2 separate regions of the Homo sapiens genome follow, and region 1 is linked to region 2. A link is a contact called in ENCODE Hi-C data. All regions are on one chromosome and are shown on one strand. Each heading gives the region's core, a stretch centred on a gene start or an enhancer-like site at or near the end of the contact. The rest is flanking DNA. Distances are from core to core; before and after follow the strand shown.

The links. Hi-C counts contacts between places; a loop is a spot of excess contacts on that map. Pooled maps may share reads with other maps.
Region 1: a pooled map shows a loop between it and region 2 (5-fold over the local background). The contact joins the enhancer-like site here to the promoter of TMEM117 in region 2. A Hi-C loop is called at or near these places in 3 of 50 pooled maps.

Annotation. Positions count from the first base shown.
Region 1 is chr12:42,467,011-42,470,073 of GRCh38, reverse strand. It overlaps PRICKLE1 (prickle planar cell polarity protein 1), which reads left to right. Exons shown (of 8, transcript NM_153026.3): 4 at 487-624; 5 at 1,245-1,448. Among named protein-coding and RNA genes, the nearest start is that of PRICKLE1, 120 kb to the left of the region's middle. RefSeq lists enhancers at 411-460, 471-570. Within about 2 kb of position 1,478, at least 8 of the 41 ENCODE cell types and tissues checked have a DNase peak (open chromatin) inside an H3K27ac peak, as active enhancers do.
Region 2 is chr12:43,834,831-43,837,834 of GRCh38, reverse strand. It overlaps TMEM117 (transmembrane protein 117), which reads right to left and starts at 1,754. Exons shown (of 8, transcript NM_032256.3): 1 at 1,639-1,754. RefSeq lists silencers at 1,281-1,513, 1,500-1,939, 1,970-2,079.

The DNA.
Region 1 (3,063 bases), core at 229-2,728, 1.4 Mb after region 2:
AAGAGTATCAGTGTAATAAACTTAACACAAGTTGGTTTTTATAGTGTTTGCAGCCACCCACCAATGATCAGGAACCTACAAATTCCTGAGATTTCCCAGCCCCTGCATCCAGAGTGAATGCTTTATGGTCATTCAGGCCTGCAGTTGAGTTGAGTGCATGTAGAATGGAGAGTAAAAGTGGCAATTAACAAGTTTAAACCTTTTGTGGAAAGGTTAATGTCCTATATATATTTTTTAATTCTGTGTTGATAAGGGTTTTCAATTAAACATTTCTTATTTAAAAAAAAAGTATTCCTTCACATTGCATTTCCCTTTTTCTAGAGAGGCTGTAAAATTCAGATATGGTGTCATTTTAAAATCGTGGGGGTGTGACACAGGCGAGCTAAACTTACTGTTTCACTTCCTGAAACCCTAACTCTGGAAGTAGAGAACTGGTGAGAAAGACTGTGCACTCAGTGTGGTGTTTCTGTTTTGCTTTCTGTGAAGGTACGGTATTGCCAGTCTTTGAGTGAAGAGGAGAAAAAAGAGTTGCAGGTGTTCAGTGCTCAGCGGAAGAAAGAAGCACTGGGAAGAGGAACAATTAAGCTTCTGTCCAGAGCAGTCATGCATGCTGTGTGTGAGCAGGTGAGCAGCCCCTTCTCTGATGCGTAGCTTGTGGCAGTGATGTGGATGGGGTGGACAGTCGGGGGTAGGTGACTGGACTAGCAGAGGTGTGGGTCCTGAAAGCCTCCAGAAAATGAGAGAAAGACAGCCTAGCTTTTTATTAAATAGCAAATCATGTTTCATATTTGTAACTAGCTACACTGCTGTGTATGACAGCAGGAGTCAGTCACCCTTATGCAAACATTGGGTGAAATCCTGCCTTTGGTAGGATCCTGGCATGGAGGTAGGTGCTAGGATACATCTCGTATTCAAAAGATGCAGAAACATAATGAAGACATTCAGATCTTTGCTGGCAGTTCTCAGAGTAGGAAATGTATCCAGCAGGAGGCTGGCACAGGAAAACCACTATTTGTGTGAATCAGATTACACCGTCCTTAGAAATAGTTGTAGTATGTCTGAGACACGTGCCTTACAGTGGAGAATCACCAGTAATCCAGCATTAAAGAGCTATTTAATCACTAAAAGAGGTAGCAAAAATAAATACATTCCTGACAAATTCGAGATTTATCCTAAAGTAGGAAAGCCTGAGAATCCTGTCTTTAAAAAATGATCCTTTTACATTCAAACCCATTTGTTTGTAGTGTGGTTTGAAGATAAATGGAGGTGAAGTTGCAGTGTTCGCCTCCCGTGCGGGCCCTGGTGTGTGCTGGCACCCATCCTGTTTTGTCTGTTTCACGTGTAATGAGCTGCTGGTCGACCTCATCTATTTTTATCAGGATGGAAAAATTCACTGTGGCAGGCACCATGCAGAACTGCTCAAACCACGGTGCTCAGCATGTGACGAGGTAAAAAAAAGTTCATCCTTTCACACTGGGAAAAATAAGCTTAGATTAAGCCAATATTCCACTGTTTACATCAAGCAAAATACTAAAATTTCCTGGATTTTGTTCTGTGTGCATGTTTTAAACATAATCCTGTACATTCATACAATGAAATGATCTATATTTGGTTGCTGCAAAAGTAATTGCGGTTTTTTGCCATAATGGTCAAAACCGCAATTAATTTTTCACCTTCCTGATAGAAAGGGAAGCAGATGTCTTTGTACTTTGATAAGTATTATGTCTTCAGTGGGTTGTGAGAAAATACAAGCTGCAGAAGAGCATGTAGTAGATGGTCTCATTTTTGTTAAGAATTTAAAAAACAATATGATATATGTATTTGTTTATGCTCAGAAAAGGTATGGAAAGACAAATACCAAATTAATAGTAGTTACCCTCGGGGAAGGTGGGAATGGATGATGGCTTGAAAGGAAAAATTTTTTCCCTTTAGCTTTTTATTTTAAAATAATTTTAGATTTACAGAAGAGTTGCAAAGCTATTACAGAGAGATCCTGCATGCCCTTCTCCCAGCTTCCCCTGACACTAACGTCTTACATAACCATAATATATGTATCAAAACTAAGAAATTATCAGCAGTGTAATACCATTAACTAAACCATAGTCTTTGTTTAGATTTTCCCAGTGTTTTAACAGATGCTCCTTTTCTTATCCAAGATCAATCCAGGGTGCTTCATTGCATTTACTCGTTGTATCTTCTTAGTCTCCTTCAATCTATGACAATAAACTTTGTTTTTATTTTTATACATTCATTTACTTTATACATTTTTTTCAACAATGTTCTATTTGAACATATTTTTGTTTTTGTTTTGTTTTGATTTATTTTTTTGGGATGGAGTTGCTCTCTGTTGCCCAGGCTGGAGTGCCGTGGTGCAATCTTGGCTCACTGCAACCTCCGCCCCGCGTGTTCAAGTGATTCTTGCACCTCAGCCCCCCGAGTAGCTGGGATTGCAGGTGCCCACCACCACGCCCAGCTAATTTTTTTTTTTGTATTTTTAGTAGAGGCGGGCTTCACCATGTTGGCCAGGCTGGTCTCGAATTCCTGACCCCAAGAGATTCACCTCCCTCAGCCTCCCAAAATGCTGGGAATACCAGGGTGAGCCACCATGCTCCGCTGAACATATTTTGGAAACCAAAAATATAAAAAAAATGAAAGAACCTGCCGGGCTCGGTGGCTCACGCCTGTAATCCCAGCACTTTGGGAGGCCGAGATGGGCAGATCACGAGGTCAAGAGACAGAGACCATCCTGGCAAACATGGTGAAACCCCGTCTCTACTGAAAATACAAAAATTAGCTGGGCATGGTGGCATGCACCTTTAGTCCCAGCTACTCAGGAGGCTGAGGCAGGAGAATTGCTTGAACCCCAGGAGGCGGAGGTTGCAGTGAGCCGAGGTCACGCCATTGCACTCCAGCGTGGTGACAGAGCGAGACTCTGTCTCAAAAAAATAAAAAATAAAAATAAAAATAAAAAAAGAACCAGACTAGACCCCATGGTGAGACCCCGTCTCTGTCCCAAAATGTTTTTCAAATTAGCTGGGCATGGTGGTTGTGCCCTTGTGGTCC
Region 2 (3,004 bases), core at 505-3,004:
AAGTTTTTAAAACAGCAACTCCAAAAGCAAAGTAGGTCTAGGGGTCCTCTGAACAGAGAAAACTCTCCATTGAAATGGCAAAATATTTATGAGCCGGAGCACATTATAAAATTAAAATATAATCACTACTATATCCTTTAAAAATGTTTAGACCTCCTTTTCAGTGATTTGTTTGCAATAAGGAATTGCCAGCCCGGAGCAGTGGCTCACACCTGTAATGTCCGCATTTCTGGAGGCCAAGGCGGGCGGATCACGAAGTCAAGAGTTCGAGACCAGCCTGACCAACATGGTGAAACCCCATCTCTACTAAAAATACAAAAATTAGCCAGGCATGGTGGCGCGCGCCTGTAATCCCAGCTACTCAGGAGGCCGAGGCAGGAGAATCCCTTGAACCCGGGAGGCGGAGGTTGCAGTGAGCTGGAAATCATGGCACTGCACTCCAGCCTGAGCGACAGAGCCCGACTCCATGAAAGAAAGAAAGACAGAAATTAAAGAAAAGAAAAGAAATTGCCATGATCATATTCCAAACACAATGCCAAAGAAAAACACATTTAATGAATTAAATAGAATTCATGTGAAAAGTTTATTTTTTAATGACAGCTTAAAGAAACTTAGATAAAACTGACAAGAGCCAGTTTCTCATCACACGGATCAGATGGAGGGTGGAATAGGAGGGATAAATGCCTGAGACAAAATGTCAAAATCCATAATTACTTTTAAACTATAAAGACTTGGGGGATAAAAGAAAGTATATCCATGGTCAAATGTCAATACTTTACAAAAAAAAATGGGGTTTACAGGGATTCAACTACTTTTATATTCAATAAATTGGAAGACCTTGTTTCTGAAGCCAAAACAAAACCCTGTAGCTTCCTAGAAGTCCTTCCTTGGATTTCAGACAATACATCATTTATAATTGGGGGCAATACATACCCTTATATTCAACATACTTTTACTCATTTTTTTTCCTTTTTGGTTCCTGATAAGCATGTGATGTTTACTCCCGTGTCTCTCTCTCTCTCACACACGCACACCCACACACACATACACATACTTCATTGTTCCACAGAGGGTAGAACACACTTGTGGGCCTGTGGCATTTTCAAAAATAGGAATGAAAAAAAATAGTTTTATTTAGTCACGATGAAGTTAGCAAACACCCAAACACCCAAGTCTTTGTTTTTTTCCCAAGAACAACACCTACGAACTGCAACCTGTTAATTTAATTAAGAAAAATAGGGCTTTTACTCAGTTCCTAGGCTAGGAATCGCTGAAGCAAGGAAAGTTCAAGGTCTGCTCTCCCGCCGTATCTCTGCACACACACTGGAGCCGGGAGTTTGAGGACTCCCACCAAGAGCCTTTCGCCCGGGAGTCTCCTCTGCCCTTAGCCAGAGGGCTGGCGCGTCCCCCCTCCCTCCTTGACACTTCACCCTGCCTCTTTGGCTGCCATCCCCAGGAAGGCAGGAGCAGAGGCGCCGGAGAATTCGGGGGCCGGGCCGGGGTTCCGCGGCTGCTTCCGCACTCGCGGGCAGTGACGAGGTGGCAGCCGGGACACGGGCGGCAGGGCCGGGAGGGCTCCGCTGCGGCTGGACCGAACGGCTGGGGAGGCTCGCCCAACGCCCGGGCCCACGTACTCACCCGAAGGGTCGCGCGGGGCGCGGGGCGACTGCACACGGGATTCGCGGTCGAGCACAGCCCTCGGCGCGCCGGCGGCCTCGCTGGGAAGCGCGGCGAGACGGGCCGGCGGCGTCGCTGCCGCTGCTGCTGTCACGGAGCTATAAATACCGGCTCGGCCCACACCCGCCGCCGCCTACGCCGGGCGCCCTCCGCGCCGGTGCTTCACCGCGCCGCGCTCCCGCCGCAAAGTCCGCGGCCGCGGGCCGGGCAACGCGAGCGCAAGGGCACCGGCGCCGCGCAGGTGACCGCGATCATGCCAGCTGTGTGCAACCTCTGCAGCTGGAGGCATGGCTTCTCCCCGCCCCTGCCCTCTCGCCCGCACCACGGGCTGACTCCAGCCCGCGGGCCGCGTGCGCCACGGGCCGAGCCTGCCCGGGCCGGCCCGCCTCTGCAGAGCGGCAGCTGCAGGCGAGGGACGGACTCAGGAACCTGGTGGGGGTTGGGGGGCGGCTGACAGAAAATCCACCATCCTGCAGGGAACCAATGAGGGTCCCACTGGAATGTCCTCGAAGAGCTACAAACTTTCGAAAGCAATCTCAGGTCGCAAAACATGATTTCTGTTTTTGTCTGTTGGTGGTGTGGGGATGTGGGGGTGGGGAGAGGCAGAGCCCATGAGGAGTATGAGAAGTCTTCCACTTACTTTCCAACCTGCCTGGTATCACACACACACACACACATATGCACACATACACACATTCATACACACATAGAGATGCACAAATACACTCATGCATACATATGTATACACACATAAGCACACGTATACACATGCATACACACATATGTACATCAGCACACATACTCATGTACAATTTTTAAAGTTTTTGCAGTCTGAGGCTCTCCGGAGCCTGTCATTCTATGATACCTAAATGATACCTCTGCGGCATAGGGCAGGAAGACCCTTTGACTACATCTGACCAATTCCTCTCTTCCTGAATGTAACCTCCTTTCCATCATGTATGTGTGGCCTCTGTTTCCTTCCACACCTAATAGCAACTGCTACCTCAGTTTACCGGTTGCTGAAAACGTGTTAACAGCTGCTATCCAGCATGCTAATATTTTGTGGTAATGGAAGTTATCACTAGTGTATATAATCAAATGGAAAATAGGATTTCTATATGCCCATATTAGCAAACTTATGAAGGCAGAGCTAGGCCCTCCCCTGTACTGGTAGCCTGATTCAGGAATGGGTGGATGGCAAGAGGGAGAACTGAGATGTCCGCGGATTTTAAGATGGGATGGAGAGAGCCATGCCCAAGTGCCATAGGGTAGTTTATCTGCATAGGCATAATTGGGAATTCACTGCCATACTTCCCACTAATTTGAC